2 separate regions of the Homo sapiens genome follow, and region 1 is linked to region 2. The links are chromatin loops, found by intact Hi-C in ENCODE. Cell type or tissue: PC-3. All regions are shown on one strand. Each heading gives the region's core, and the rest is flanking DNA. Links, peaks and the distances in the headings are about the cores only.

Region 1 (8,342 bases), core at 126-8,125, 210 kb after region 2:
AATCCTGCTTAGTGTTCAGGCGAAGGTAGTCACCTGGATAGTATACCAAGCTCATACCATCTGGTAGTTAATATTACTTTCTGTGGAGTTGTCATTATCATCCCAGTTTTTCAGATGAGGAAACTGAAGCCCAGAATGCTAAATACTTGTTCCACGTCATACAACTGGTCTGTATTGAAGATGAGATTCAAAGCTGTGTTGGACTTCTGAGTGATTATATTTTCACTCTGCTCTGAAAATGCTGAACTAGGAGACTGAGATTATCTTCTCTGCTCTTGGATACTAATATATGACCTTGTCAGTCACATAACTTCTCTAAATTCCAAGTTCCTTCACCATAGTAGGAGTATAATTTTAGCATGGATCAGATAAATACTCCTTTTCAGTCTTTGGAAAATCATGAAGTGCTATATAAATGTAAAGTAGTATTTTAAAAAAAAAGCCCTCTGAATCAAGAGTATATGTTAAATTCCTTATCTGATTTAGGATGTTTAGAATCCAACAGTGCTATCCAATAGGACATTCTGTGATGGTGGTGTGTTCTATATCTGCACTGTCCATTACAGTAGCCACTTGTCTGAAGTGGCTATTGAGCACTTGATGTGTAGCTACTGTGACCGAGGAACTAAAGTTTTAACTTCCCTGAGTTTTTAACTAATTTAAGTTTAAATTAAATTGCTACATATTGCTAGCGATTACTGTCTTGGACAGCGCAGAATGCTAGATGGTTTCACACAAACATATGGATTCTGAGCAATTAGATCATTGTCCTCTATTCCGTGCATGTCAATCATCCCTGCTGCTAGCGCTGGTAAACTGAAATGGGTGTTTAGTGTTCCCTTTGTCCTGATGTCTCCAAGCCATTTTAGATTTGTCAATTTAGTTTTCAGGAAACAGGATATTTTTTAATTTTCCTGACTCCAGGTGGACTTAATGAATACATCAATTAATTAATATTTGTTGAATGAATGCACGTAGTAGGTAGTTAGTACATGTTGTTACCCTCATCTCTGTTTGGGCCTTTCTTATCCTTATAAAATGGGAGCCATTGCAGGCTTACACTGAGGTTTAAAGGTGTCCAGTAAAACCTCAGCAAAGCCTCTGGCACAGCAGATCCTGTGTTAATGTGTGTTTCCCTTTTTCTTATCCTTGAGAGAAATTGTTGCTGGTAAAGAAAACAGCATTATATTCATGTAACTAGTCTGTGTGTCTAAGAGTCCATCACAGTTGGATCTTTTTGCCAGTTGTCATTCATTTCTTTGGTTCACACTTTGTAAGTTTAGCTCATCAGTTGGGATGATCTTTCATTGTGCAACTTAGTTTGCCGTTTGTCTTTGTGATTCTTAAAAATATCAAATGAGAAGGAATATTCTCTTCCCTCCACAGTGCTATCTTCCCCTACCCAATAAGTAACTCATATAAAAATATATTTAAGTGGGGGAAATCTTAATTTCTGTAAATATAAAGAGCCCAACTGCTTTCACATTTCTAAAGACCATATGATTTTTAAAAAATACATTTTATAGTTAACTGGAAGAGGCGGCTACCTTTCCCCCCCTCATCCTCTCAGTGTTTGGGAAGTTGTGAATCAGCAGAGGTATAAATCTCCAGAAAAAACTTATATTCGGAAGTGGCTCTAGACATTCTTAGCTTTGTGACTCAGGAGGACATTTTTCTTCAGCATTATAGTTTTAACCACTTACTTTCTGCAAATGAAAAAGAGAAAACTGTACTAACTGAAGTGCAAACATACTTTTAAAAAGGGCGTCTTTGACCTTCAGTCCAAATAGGCTGTCCTTAATAATTTATGGAAATTCTTGTTCCATTGATATAGAAGGTAATGCTTTGATTGTATCCGGCTGACTAAAGAACAGTACATCTGCTTTATTCTAACTGATGTTTGGGAAGAGAACAAATTTTTCAGAGAACCTGAAGTCCTTAGGGCTAATTTTGCCTTTGATCTTATCACTTTGCTTTTTCTTTTTAACTCAAGGTTACTCTTAAATTCAGGTCCTCCTTTTTCCTTAGAAAGACCCTGTAATAATTTTCAAAGTGAGAGCATAAGTAATTTTTCAAAAGTTCATCATTATGAGAGCAACTTTAAAACGTTATGAAAGAAAATTAAAAATATTTTTTTCATATTTCCTCCACCCTGACAAAGCAATTTTTATTTTAGTTCAGGCATTATTAACACAATTGAGCACAGCAATAAATTAGTCACTCCGTTTTAAATTAGTTTTTTAGTGAAGAGAAAAAAAGGAGAAGTTATAGTAGTAAGCCACAATAGTTCTTTTCACAAAGAGAATCTTTAAGAATAGATTAGCATTGGCCAGGCGCGGTGTCTCACGCCTGTAATCCCAGCACTTTGGGAGGCCAAGGCGGGTGGATCACGAGGTCAGGAGTTCGAGACCAGCCTGGCCAACACAGTGAAACCCTGTCTCTACTAAAAATACAAAAAGTAACCGGGCGTGGTGGCAGGTGCCTGTAATCCCAGCCACTTGGAAGGCTGAGGCAAGAGAATCGCTTGAACCCGGGAGGCGGAAGTTGCAGTGAGCAGAGATCGCGCCATTGCACTCCAGCCTGGATGACAAAGCAAGACTCCGTCTCAAAAAAACAAAACAAAAAAAGAATAGATTAGAATTAGATTAGAATACCTACAATTAGGAATCTAAAAGTTGCCATCACATAAGATTATTTTAGGTCGGGTGTGGTGGATCACGCTTGCAATCCCAGCACTTCGGGAGGCCGAGGCAGACAAATCACTTGAGGTCAAGAGATCAAGACCAGCCTGGTCAACATGGTGAAACCCCATCTCTGCTAAAAATACAAAAATTAGTCAGGCAGGGTAGCATGGCATGTGCCTATAATCCCAGCTACTGGGGAGGCTGAGACAGGAGAATCACTTGAACCCGGGAGGCGGAGGTTGCAATGAGCTGAGATCGCACCACTGCACTCCAGCCTGGGTGACAGTGGGGGACTCTTGTCTCAAAAAAAAAAAAAAAAAGATTATTTTAACACACAAGCTTGCTGGAAGTTTTAATGAGTCATTATGATCTATGAGTATAAAGGAGAGAACATTAGAATAGATATCAGGAGAAGTGGATTTTTGTCTGAGCTCTAAAGTATTACGATGCAAAGGATTCTATTTTGTACCTTTCTTTAGAAATATATATGTGGACTTTTGTATATGGATATAATAGTGCAAGGGGCCTCTTGTCATGCTCTTGGGATTGTGCTATAGTATTGCTAATGTTGTTCCTATCCACCTACATGTTCTCTTACGTGTTTTTCATTGAAGCCAAGGGCAGGCATTTCTCTTTCCTTCGGGGGATGAGGTGTACTAAGTGTGAGCATGTTAACTTTGATCCCTCTGGCTTATCAACTGAATGAATGATATAGCAAGTGCGATTGCCACAGAGTTTGTACCCAATAATGGCCCCAAAGGGTTACACATGGCTGCTCCTTGACCCAGTAAAAGGCAGTTATAAAAATTCATCAGGCAATTGGAAGCTGTTAAAAGTCATTTCTCAATGAGTCATTTGTCACTGTTAACAAGATGAGTTAGGGACAAGTGAAAAATGTTTGTTATTTTTACAGCAACTACATTTTTTTTTTTTTTTTGAGATGGAGTCTCGCTCTGTCACCCAGGCTGGAGTGCAGTGGCATGATCTCGGCTCACTGCAACCTCTGCCTCCCGGGTTCAAGCAATTCTCTGCCTCAGCCTCTCAAGTAGCTGAGGTTACAGAGGCCTGCCACCACACCTGGATAATTTTTTTTGGCATTTTTAGTAGACAAGGAGTTTCACTATCTTGGCCAGGCTGGTCTTGAACCCCTGACCTCGTGATCCACCTGCCTTGGCCTCCCAAAGTGCTGGGAATACAGGCGTAAGCCACTGCGCCCGGCCTACAGCAACTAAATTTTAACAGATGAGCAAAAAGTTGTCATTCAGCACTTGAGAACAGCGGTTGTGTTATTTCAAAGCTAACAATTCTTGCTTCCTTTAGGAGTGCTTATGAATGCCTATCATTCAAATATCTTTCTAGTTACAGTTCCCCAAAGCTTATGTGGAAAACCAACCTTTGCTATTTATGTGCAGCTGGAAAATGGAGGATGTAAGAGTAGAGCCCAGAGAAGTCTTGCCTGGATTTTGTTCTTTGCACAAGTTCTTTAACCTTTCTGGGCATCACTTTCTTCATCTGTAAAATGAAGCAGTTTTTAGATAATCCCTTAAGATCACTTCTGCTCTAAATTTCTGTAACTTATGAAACCAATGGCCTTAAGAAAGTGGTAAAATCTCAATGTCTTCCTGTTGATCTTGAAATCAGGGGAAAGGGCATTTGTTTGTAATATACTTTAATCAAAAAATAATATCTCTAAACTACTGAATTGTAATATACTTGTTCTAGGCTTTGTGATACATAAATTACACGCTCCTCATTCCTGCCTGATATGCATATTAAATTCACCTTAATTAGCAATTTAGTTTAAAAGCTTTTATTAGATAATTGCTCACAGTTTCAAGTCCTTATCTATGGGAAGGCTATTGACCTGTTTTCTATTGGAAATAAATCTTGTATATAAGCTTTTGGTAATGATGAGATTCCGAGTCTATAGACATGTAGTATTCTAAAGAAGGTACAACCCTTTTCTTCCTCCCAACACCACTCTTACCACATGAATAAATATATTCTTCCAGTTTAATACTCTAGAAATCTTGTTTTATTTTCTTTAAAAGGTATTGGATTGAAGTTTCTGAGGAAGCCACTGGTTGTATGCTGTGGTGCTATAACAGTTATTTGTTACATTTAGTTCCGTGGTGAATGGATAAGAGATAATTCCACTATATTTAAAAAGGTAGTTTATTTGCCAGGTTTTATGTGTTTGTACAATTATGAAGGGGTTTTCAGCATTGAGATAATGCATCCAACAGTTAAAATTATTATAGACAGCTTTGTCATATCTATAGTTGTACATAAGCCAAGATCCCCTTGGAGATGGCCAGACAGCCAGACACTACCATGTTGGCTGAACAAACGTTTTGTGCTTTCTCCGAAATGGCTGGTTACTAGGAAATATTGAGACTGCTCTATCACTTGCAAGATAAACTGTGGCGGGAGAGTTATCAGGTTAATAAACAAAGGTCTCAGATACAGGCCCTGAGATGAAAGGTTAAGAGGCAGGACTTACGTAGCAAGTTTACTTGGTTATAACACTCAGGTCTGTTAAAGAAAACCATTCTTGTGTAGTATTTAAGATCACAGGTTATGCTAAGTGCTGTGCCCTGGAGGACAATACCTTTTATTGATTAGCATTTATTTTGACCTTGAATAAGCAGATCATGTATGTGGGCAATTCTAGACCATGTCATCATTGGTAAATGAAATTGTGATTTTCATAAGTACTTCATTAGTTCTTCCTCCCAAAGCCCTAAACCTTCCTCGGTCAAGTTTCATATGCTATCTTAGTTTCTGTGTGGGGAACGAAAACCTTCCTAAATATTGAGAAATTTTTAAAAAACTTCTAACAGAAATCTGTCCTACTTTAGCAGAAATCCCTATTGTCTCTCTTAAGAGCTTAAGGATCTACAACACTATAACATTATTTTTTATTTTTGGTGGAGGGCGTCTCCTCATCCCCTACCTTGATTTTTTAAAAAAGGGTGATAACTTTTGAAATGATATCTATGTCTCTAAATAGTTAAGAAGTTGCCTCCCATTCAGGTATTTCCCCCCATCTCTGAGAACTGGGAATTGGCTGCTCTGGCTGCTAGATTGGAACTGGCAATTTCTACATTTCTTCTTAATCTTCCACTGCAGTGTATCAAGGATGCACACAGTATTACTAAGACCAACATTCAACCTTTGTAACTGCAAACATAAGGACAATTTATACATCTGCTAATTGCGGTTTCCTTTTGTCAACACACCTATCAGTGTGTATCCATTGTAGAAGCCAGATAGAACAACAGCCCCAGTTTTGCATAATGAATTTCTTGTTAATTAAAAAAAGACCTAATTTGATTAACACAAATTTATTACATTCCAGAGTTTCAGGAACCTAATTTTTGCAAAAAGCTAGGTATAAGGAATAGTTTTGGGCATTAAGCTGTCTATTGTTCAGAGTTTAATTAGTGGTCAACCATGTTTTGAACATCTGCTCTTTCTGTGTGGTCTAAAGGAGGCAGATGCTATCCCAGATTGGCAGATGAGGAGTCAGATACAAACATGTCAGGTGATCTGTTTGAGCTCACCAAATATTGATGGTATTGTGCTCCTTTCCTTTCCCCAGCCTCCCTTGCAGTTAGGTTGAAACCATATGAACGGTTTTCATTAGGCTGGTGAAATGTGAGCAGAAGTACCATGTGTGTTGCTTTTGTGCTAGGACATCTAAAACCTCTAGTTCCTTCTCTATTTCTTTTTTCCAAGAGTTCTATATGGCATAGGTATGAAATAAGAGAAGGTGATATGGGACAGAAATACATTTTTACTAGGCTAAGCTACTGATATTTGGGGCTTGCTGTTGCAGCAGCTAGCATTAATTACGCTGACTAATATAAAAGGTGATATTCCTAATGTTATAAAGTTATGGCAGAAGCTGGGGCCATTATCTAGAACAGAGAATCACAAAGCTGACTTAGAATCAGAATCACTGGGGGAGCTTTAAGAAAATTCACATTTCTGGGACCCACGTAAGATTTACTAAATGAAAATTTGAGGGTAGGGCCTATGAATCAATATTTTTGTCAAGTTCCCCAAATGATTCTAAATCATTTCCTTCTATTCTAAACTCATGTTCTTTAACATCAAAGTCTCTTTATTTTCTGGGAAGGTGAAATGGAAGGCTAAAAGAATCAGAGGCTTGGAAGCTAAAACAGGGATTGGCAAACTATGACCCCAAGAGCCAAATATAGCCTGTAGTCTGTGTTAGTAAATAAAGTTTTACTGGAGTACAGCCACATCCATTTGTTTACACAAATGGTGTAACATTTTTGCCTGTGGCTGCTTTCACTACAATGGTGGCAGAGTTGAGTAGTTGTAGCAGCAGTCGTACTATCCTGGCTCTTACAGAAAAAGTTTTCAGACTCCTGTTTCTGTGCTTGAGAAAAGGCATGACTTGATTCGACCCCACCCATAACTGGGAGACTCAAATTCTTCACGCTTTTGACAGGTGTAAGAAGTTCCTGTCATGGGAAGTGATTTAACTTTAGAATCAGCTGCGTATTATAGTATTACCCTGATCTGTGGAAGAGTTTAAAGTCATACAGACTCCCTTAGTGTCTTGTAACCTGTCAACCTACCAGAAGCACAACCACAGTAAGATGATTGTTTCAATGGATTCTAAAAAAGTTGGATGATGTTTACAATGAAAAAAATTACAGTTTCCAAATATATCTGGATTCTTGCAGTTCTTTTTTACTACAAATGAAAATAGGAAACAGGTTAATATTTAATGGTAATTAAGTCACATTCAGGTATACATTTTCTTTAAAATCTATCTTTAATTCATGCTCAATTTATATAAAGTGCTTGGCACATTCCAAAAATTTAAAAATAATCTATATTTAAATATATATGTACATTTAAATATATATCTTTAAACACACAAATTTAAATATAAATTTTAAAGCTGTCAGGACCAGAAAATTCAAATTTGAAGTGCAATTCTGGGGGATGGCTATTTAAACCAGCTCCAAATGCATATCTAAGCTGAAGGTTTTTTTTAGCTTAGTGCATCATCACTGTATACAGCCCTTCCCTCCTTTCCCCTTCTATCACCCCAGTAAAATACTCTTTGAAGGACTACCAGTCAGAAACCTAGTGAATCATAAAGAGAAACTGAATACTCTTGCTTTTTAGTAAACAAGAGGGGAAGAAAAGAGGAGTAACCCTATGTTTGGATCACAAAGAGCCTCATCTGGTTATGCTTGAGGCCCTCAGATGAAATTTGGATAAGCTCCACTGTAGAGCAAATGCTGAGGTCAGAATGGAATATCATAGTTGAAGAGCTGCAGGAGTTTCCATGAATGTGGTTCTTTCTCACTTTGAAGGACAAAGTTATCTATAAGCTCTGCTCCCTCACTAGTTTAATTTATATAACTTGTTAGAGCTAGAGAAGAAAGAAAAACCAAAGCAAAATGTACAATTTCATTATAATCCCTAATGGAAATAATTGGTAACATGTGTACCTAATTTTGGTTCTTCACTCTTATATTCACTTGTCACTGGCTAATTGAGAGTGGCAGTCCCAATTAAACAGTCCTTGGTAGCATGTAATGGCTAACTGTGAGCAGGTTAGAAGCCTTCTTTGTCTTTGAAACTTTGAAAATGTCTCTTAACTCTCCA
Region 2 (8,288 bases), core at 289-8,288:
AAACCCTGTCTCTACAAAAATTACAAAACTTCGCCGTGCAAGGTGGCACAAGCCTGTAATCCCAGTTATTTGGGAGGCTAAGGTGGGATGATCACCTGAGCCCTGGAGGTCGAGGCTGAAATAAGCCGAGATTGCACCACTGCTTTCCAGCCTGGGTGACCCTGTCTCAAAAAAAAAAAAAAAAAAAAAAAAGAATTCCCTCATTCTTTTGAGTGAATACCAGTAAAGTTTAAGGAATTCAGTAGTAGTTCAGCTAACTTCTCATATGCCTCTTAAACTCTCGAATGTCCATGTTTGCTGATCCAGTAGTCACTATTGACTAATGTAATATTCATCTTGGTGACACACTTTGTAGACGTTTTTAAAGGCAGTTGGGTGGTACTAAATTAAGAGAGTCAGAAATCTATTAATGTCTTAGTAGAAATTTTATATCCTCTTTAAATTCTTAAAAGTCTAGTTAGATGTTATTTGAGCCCTGACGATAAAGGACTAACCTTTCCTAATCAAAGTCAAGGCAAAGAGAAGCCTGTTTTATTGGTGCTAACCTATTTTTGATGTATCTAATTAAAAATAAAAGGGAGGAGGAGGAAATAGAAATCATCATTCTCACTTTCAGCCACCTCAAATGCAAAAAAACACATACAGAGAGCATATGCAGGATTATAATGCAGTGACCAGAGCAGGGGGAAGGCCTTAACCTCAGTCCCCTTTAGTTTCTGTTAAGTTGATGGTAGAAACCTCGCCTCCTTCTGGCACCAGGTTCTTCCCAGCCACTGCCTGTACTTTAACTCATTCGAGGTTCACATCCCTTCATTTATTTTGCTCTGGGAAATTTCTCCCAGCTATGGGCCCTCCTGCTCAGGAGGCACTTTTAGCTGACCAAGATAACACTTTTCCTCATTTGCAAGTTTCTTTAAAATCCTGTTTCCTCTATGGAGCTTCTGGTAACAAATTGGCACCTGTTTTGTTAACAACCCTTTTTCCTATCACTTTCTAAAATTATGTTTTTTGTGTGCCCTCCCTTCTCCCTAGAACAAAAGCCTCATAAGGGCAGGGATCTTGCCAGTCTCATTCACAGCTATATTCCTACTACCCACAGCAGTGCCCAGTGCCAGGTACTGACAAGTGCTCAGGGAATCTTTGAATGAATCAGTGGGTGAAAATTTTTCCCACAAACTCCACAAGGACAGGGACCATGTCTGTTTTACCTACAGCTTATGGCAACACACACAGATGTTTATTCAAGGATGGTGTATAGCCTCCTAACAGCACTGCCTCGTGGTTCCTCTCCACTTTAGAACCTTCTGTTGTTTACACAGAAGCCACACAGAACTTCCAGTGCTCTAAGTAATTTGGGCCAGTAGAAGACACTTTCCTTTTTGTCAGACTTAAGCAGAGTGGTTCAGAGATTTGGCTGTGGAAACAACTGCCTGATTCAAATCCAGACCCCTCTCCCCACTGACCTGATAACACTGGCAGTTACTTATCCTTTATGTGCCTCTGTTTCTTCACTGTAAATTGAGACAAGCAGTAGCACCTGTTTTACTGGGTTATGCTGAAAATTAAATGAGTTGCTACATGTAATGTGTTAATAACCGTTCTAGGACACATGTGCTCAAGGAATGTGGGTAGGATAATGATGTGATGGTGGTGGTAGTATTTGGTTGATGTCATAGGGTAAGTACTTCTATATTTTGTTATTATCTAAGCATTTCATTTTATTAAATATTTTTCTCCATAATTGCTTTCTTGAAATGTAAGAGTTAAGTCCTCTCATAGAAATATTTTGGTCACTTAACATAGTCACATTAAGTAATATTTTTTAAAAAGAAGCTTAGTAAGTAAGACAATTTGATCCCTTGCATTAGTTTTTTACAGGTTTTTTTTTTTTCCTTTTGAGACAGAGTCTTACTCTGTAACCCAGGCTAGAGTGCAGTGGTGCAATCTCGGCTCACTGCAACCTCTGCCTCCCGGGTTCGAGCAATTCTCCTGCCTCAGCTTCCTAAGTAGCTGGGATTACAGGCACCTGCCACCATGCCCCACTAATTTTTGTATTTTTTAGTAGACATGGGGTTTCACCATGTTGTCCAGGCTGGTCTCAAACTCCTGACCTCAGGTGATCCGCCTGCCTCGGCCTCCCAAACTGCTGGGATTACAGGCATGAGCCACCGCGCCTGGCCAGTTTTTTATAATTATTATGCCAAGTTTATCCGTGGGGATACTGAGTAGGTTTTTTTCCCCAGGTTCTATATATAATAAGCTTCCTCTGTTTGGAGCCTTTTTATAATACTGCCCTTCAGATTTGAATCTTTCTCACATTTTCTGAAAGAAAATATTAATAAATTTTTACTTACTGTAAAATCAGGGTAAACTACCCAGCATGGAAAATTTTTCCTTGAAAGGTTATTTTCTTGACTTTTTTTTTTTTTTTTTTTTCTTTTCTGAGGCGAGTCTTGCTCTGTCGCCCAAGCTGGAGTGCAGTGGCACAATCGCAGCTTACTGCAACCTCTGCCTCCTGGGTTCAGGTGGTTTTCCTGCCTCAGCCTCCTGAGTAGCTGGGATTACAGGCACCTGCCACTATGCCTGGCTATTTTAGTGGAGGCAGGGTTTCACCCTGTTGGCCAGGCTGGTCTCGAACTCCTGACCTCAGGTGATCCGCCTGCCTCAGCCTCCCAAAGTGCTGGGATTACGGGCATGAGCCACTGCACCCAGACTTCTTGATTTTTAAATATTATTTCACATGGAACTTCTTTGTGCCTTTTTTCTGTGTGAATCTGTGAACGCCAGATGCAAAGTTTCTGTCACAAAGAATTAATTTTAGGTCAGCCTTAAGAATGGGAGTAGGGAGAGAACAAAAAGAAAAATCTTCAATTATATTCCACACCCTTAATTGATGACTCATAGTAATCTTTACTGTGGGCATAGAGGGAAACTACAAATAAAATTGAAATATAGTCTGTGACCCAAATCTGTCTTTTTTGGTTTTTGTTACTGTGAAAATATTAATAATAAAAATACTATTCATAGTTTTCTAATAGTCTAAAATTTGTTTTTATTTTCTCTGTGGTCTTCTGCTTTTCTGTTTATATTTAAAAGGCATTGTGGCCAAACAATAAAAAAAGAACCTTGGGAAGGATATTAAAGGAATAGACAGCATAAAACAGCAGACAAGATGTCTGAGATTTTTCTCATTTGCTTTTTAATGGGGCGTGTGGATGATAGATTTCTCCATGAAGGAACTTCTGTTCTGTTCTGTATAAATGAATTGTCCTATTTTCAGTCCATTGGAGCTCTCTGGCCTCCCCAAGTCCAGGAAGTTACAGGCATGGGCAGTTAGGTTCTTTTGTTGGTGATGTCACTTAATTTTAATTCTCAACACACCATTCCTTTTCTTACAAAAAGTTTCACTGCAAGCTTGGTCGGATGAGTAATAAAGGCTCTCTCTTGAATCATATGGATAATGCTGGCAAGTGACAGAAATAGAAGAGAGTTCTTTTAAAAATACAAGGCACTTGGCTTAGAGTGAGTACAGAATTGAATCAAAACCCCAAAGCAGATGCAATAAAACCAAAATTATTTTAATAAAAGAATAAAAGGAAAAAAGCAACTTGGTTAGTCTACATAGCATATTTTGACCTTTTAATGGTCTGTCAGTGTTGTTTGTCATGATGAAGATCTTGGCTGCAGAATATGACTTTACTGCATGGGATGGTAACAGTGGTCTCTGGTATTTAATATTTACAGCCTGGTTTATTTGTGGTGTAGAGGTGAGGTGGTGACTCTCCAGAGCCTTTCACATAAAACATCTTCTTTCTTCTTCTTTCTAGATTTTCACCCGATGGAAGACTAATTGTGTCATGTAGTGAGGATAAAACTATTAAAATTTGGGATACCACAAATAAGCAATGTGTTAATAACTTCTCAGATTCCGTTGGGTAAGTACACTTTCTTTGTGCATTTATGTGGGTTAGTTTTCTAAGGAGACGTTTGATTATAACAATTTAAATAAATAAATGAGTAAAGAAATTGAAATATGGCCGGGTGCAGTGGCTCACGCCTGTAATGCCAGCACTTCGGGAGGCTGAGGCAGGCGGATCACCTGAGGTCAGGAGTTTGAGACCAGCCTGACCAACATAGTGAAACCCTGTCTCCACTAAAAATACAAAAATTACCTGGGCATGGTGATATGTGCCTGTAATTCCAGCTACTCGGGAGGCTGAGGTGGAAGAATCACTTGAACCCAGGAGGCGGAGGTTGCGGTGAGCTGACATTGCGCCACTGCACTCCAGCCTGGGTGACAAGAGTGAGATTCCGTCTCAAAAAAAAAAAAAAAAGAAATTGAAATATTAGGTCATCTTATTCTTTCCTCCTAGATTTGCAAATTTTGTGGACTTTAACCCTAGTGGTACATGCATAGCTTCAGCAGGTTCTGATCAAACTGTGAAAGTCTGGGATGTAAGAGTGAACAAATTACTACAGCATTACCAAGGTAACAATTTTCCTAACAAAAAATTCAGTTACCGAATGGACTCCTTTTGGAAGGACTGATTCTCCTTGTTGGTGTGGTTTGGCTGTCTTACTTGGGGTCATGGGCTGCCTTGGAACAGGCTAGAGAATAGTATAATTAGCTCCCATCAACAGCAGGGTCTCAGAAGCTCAAGGACAGCAGGAAGTGAAGAGACCTTAAAAATGATGTGAGGGCTGGTTTAAAGAAAAAAAAAGAAGTTGCTATGAGATTTTCAAATTCTGGTTATCAGCATTGTGTGAGAAGTCAGGATAGAAATGACTGAATTCTGAATCACAGGGAGTTACGTGAGCACAAATAGGTGTTATAACTGGTAGAAAACAACTACCTACTATGCCTATGTATTGATATTGAACTAAAAGAGAAGTGAATTTTCTTGGTTTATATTGGATTTATATTAAATCGAAATGATTATTAAACATAGTAGCTTTTCCAGTGTTTACTATGTAGCAGACACTGTGCCAAATCTAAACAATATTCCTAGGAGGTATCATTATTACTCACATTTTTAAGATAAGGAAATTGAGATTTAAATAGGGTAATTAACTTGCTCAAAGAATCAATAGAACTACTTAGGTCTTCCTGCTTACACAGTGCATAGAAAAATTAACTTTTGATCATTGTGTTATACTGCCTCCTGTTGGAAGGATACTGTCTGGAGACAAAGTCTCAAGCATGATGGCAGGACTGTGCCCGTTTCAAACTGTCTCCACACTTTTCTCCCTTTAATCCCAAGCCACTAATTAGTTATTACCTTTAATTTGAGACTAGGTTATATACCCTATCTGAGCTGGTGATGATTAACTGTCAGTTTTATTGGCAATATATCCAAAGAATTTATAGTAATGTGGTCAATAAGATTACCTTTCCGTGACACAGTCTCATTTTTAAAGTTATTCTGGCTCTCTAACTGGAAGCTTAGAGCTATGTGATGCCAAAATACTCGTTTTAGTGAGCCATATAGAGTTTTGTTGTTGTGGAAACAGTGCTCTTGTTTACAACCTATTGCTAATAAGGCACTGGGGTATCTTCAAAAGTAAGAATTGTTCTCTGAACTTTTTGCTTTTATTTTCTACAAATCAGTTCACAGCGGTGGAGTTAATTGCATATCATTCCATCCTTCGGGTAACTATCTCATCACAGCTTCTTCAGATGGTACCCTTAAGATTCTGGACCTCTTAGAAGGAAGGCTCATCTATACACTTCAAGGACATACGGTATTAACACTCAGATTCTTGCTTTTTATATATAAAAATATAAAATAATATATATTTTAAATTTCTGATCCATTTTTATGTCCCTTTATTGTTTTTCCAGACATAGCACACATTGCTGCTATCATAAAATTTTTTTACTTCCAAGGCTGTTTTTATCCTCTGGAAGCAACTCTTAGAAATATTATTTGTGGCTGGGCGTGGTGGCTCACGCCTGTAATCCCAACACTTTGGGAGGCTGAGGCGGGCAGATCACCTGAGGTCAGGAGATCGAGACCATCTTGGCCAACATGATGAAACCCCATTTCTACTAAAATACAAAAAATTAGCCAGGTGTGGTGGCACATGCCTGTAATCCAAGCTACTTGGTTGGGAGGCTAAGGCAGGGGCATCACTTGAACCCAGGAGGGGGAGGCTGCAGTGAGCTGAGATTGCACCACTGCACTCCAGCCCGGCAACAGAGCAAGACTGTCAAAAAAAAAAAATGGAAGAAAAAAAGAAATATTATTTGTTGTAATTCTTATCAAAATCAATGTGTATCTTTCAATGGCCATTAAATGAATCTTCTCCTGCTGTCTTTATCAGTATGTTGTATAGATTGACTGGGTAAATGGTGATGGGTAAGTAGATTCCATACTTCAGATCCTTCCTTCATGTGGAGGCTGTCCCGCTTAGCCCTGACACCCAGCCTCTCACACCTCTCCCTCACTCCTTCTGCTAATTTGTTGGTGGGTTTAGGAGAAATTGGGTAAGCACAGCCTAACACCTTCTACTCTCCTGCCTTTGGGAGTAGCCATTCTTCACTGTTTTTCTCTGATATTCCTTGTGGGGAGACCTGCCCTTGTCTAGTGTTGCCTGTGACTCATTCTGGGCATCCGTTCTAGAAAGCCTATTTGTGTTACACATAAAAGCCACATTCTCTTTTTACAAGCATTTATTAGAAAGAAAGGTGATATTTCGATTCTTATGTGCTGTATTCCTTTGTCTTATTTCTCAATTGGTTTAGAACCAAGTAGGTAAGAGGGGTGCCTTTTATTGAGCCTGTTCAAAGATCCCTCCCTGGCATATAGATCAATTTTTTAAATTTATTATTTCTTTATTTTTGAGATGGATTCTTAGTCTGTCACCCAGGCTGGAGTGCAGTGGCACAATCTCGGCTCACTGTAACCTCTGCCTCCTGGGTTCAAGTGATTCTCCTACCTCAGCCTTCTGTACAGGCGCACCACCACGCCCAGCTAATTTTTTGTTTGTTTGTTTGTTTAGAAGAGACAAGGTTTCACCATGTTGGCCAGGCTTGTTTTGAACTCCTGACCTCAGGTAATCTGCCTGCCTTGGCCTCCCAAAGTGCTGGGATTACAAGTGTAAGCCACTGTGCCCAGCCTAGATAAATTTTTTTGAGTATATAAACTAGTCTTTTCTTCCAGACAATATTCAAACTTCTCTGAATTTTTTAGAATGCATCCTCTTTTTTTTTTTGAGGTACTTCCTTTTAACAAGTATAAGCTGTTTATATCTAGAAATAGAATGAGCCTTGTGGTCTAGAAGAGAAGAGTTTCTTTTTCACAGGTTCTGCCTGGCTTCCTGCTTTGCGTTATCATTTATTCTGCAGTGGTGTTAGGGTAAAGCAGAAATAAATACTAACCAGCTTAAATATATGCATATCCATGGATTTAGGCTGAATAAACATAACAAATAAAAGTGGCCAAGGATTGAAATATCCATGAAAAAAGTACAAAATAATAGGGAAAAAAGATAAACACAGTCTTTCAGTAGGAAAACACTACATGAAGATGGAATTTTAGTCTGGAAGTAAAGGTGTTTATGAAGCTATTAATATTATAAACTAAATCTGTGGGATAGTCTACTTGGGAAAATACAAGATGTTTTTCCCTAAAACTTTTCTTGTACAGATTAAGGACATATTAAAAACATATGGTATATATTAATATTTTTGAGATAAGAAATACTTACTCTTATCTGGACTGAAAAATTGACCTAGAGGCTATCCATCTTGTGACTGTGCCAAGCACAGTCTTGTCCAACTCCGCAGTAACTGCTCAATTTCAGGTTTTCATTACCTCTCACCTAGATAATTACAGGAACTTCCTAACTGGCCTCCAACCAAGCATCTTACTCCAATTCATCTTTCTCAGAATTGTGATACTGATTTTAATCATTCACAGCTCTCCTCCTATCTGTGTTCTGCTCTTTAAACTTTTAGTGGTTTATGGTTGCCTACATGAAGGGGGAACTCAGTGAAGCCCATTGGTCAGGAAATGGACTTCATGTAAATAGCCTCATTCCCATTACCTACATATTTATCATTCAGTTTCTGCTAGTGATTGGTTGAATACAGAGTCCAAAGCCAGAAAATCTTAACAGAAATTCTTATGAACTTACATATGTAAAAGCTTTTCTTGAAAGGAGAAAAAAGTTATTTTTTTAATTAATTTTTAGTATTTTTTTAGTATCATTTATTTGTGTTTTAATATGATTGGGTTGATTCTTTGATTATCTTCACTCTGCCAGCATTAGTTGCTAGCAACTGA

The links. A loop is a pair of places that touch in the nucleus more often than their neighbours do. Peaks named below come from ENCODE experiments on the same cell type or tissue, not always from the same donor. Only the 100,000 strongest peaks of a DNase experiment are listed, where the experiment ranks them.
Region 1: a loop joins it to region 2, with 2.4 times the contacts of the local background. A loop is called at or near these places in 2 of 110 quality-filtered maps.

Annotation. Positions count from the first base shown.
Region 1 is chr12:89,260,912-89,269,253 of GRCh38, reverse strand. No RefSeq gene overlaps it. Among named protein-coding and RNA genes, the nearest start is that of DUSP6, 87 kb to the left of the region's middle. RefSeq lists silencers at 5,056-5,256, 7,036-7,236. In PC-3, for the core only: no CTCF peak of the experiment used is centred there; no DNase peak of the experiment used is centred there; H3K27ac peaks cover 606 bases.
Region 2 is chr12:89,467,815-89,476,102 of GRCh38, reverse strand. POC1B-DUSP6 (POC1B-DUSP6 readthrough) reads left to right here. Exons shown (of 11, transcript NR_189589.1): 5 at 3,828-3,935; 6 at 4,374-4,489; 7 at 5,609-5,742. POC1B (POC1 centriolar protein B) reads left to right here. Exons shown (of 12, transcript NM_172240.3): 5 at 3,828-3,935; 6 at 4,374-4,489; 7 at 5,609-5,742. Among named protein-coding and RNA genes, the nearest start is that of GALNT4, 53 kb to the left of the region's middle. RefSeq lists a silencer at 5,080-5,199. In PC-3, for the core only: a CTCF peak has its summit at 5,178 (motif pointing left); DNase peaks (open chromatin) are centred at 322, 1,182 and 6,592; H3K4me3 peaks cover 505 bases; H3K27ac peaks cover 3,953 bases.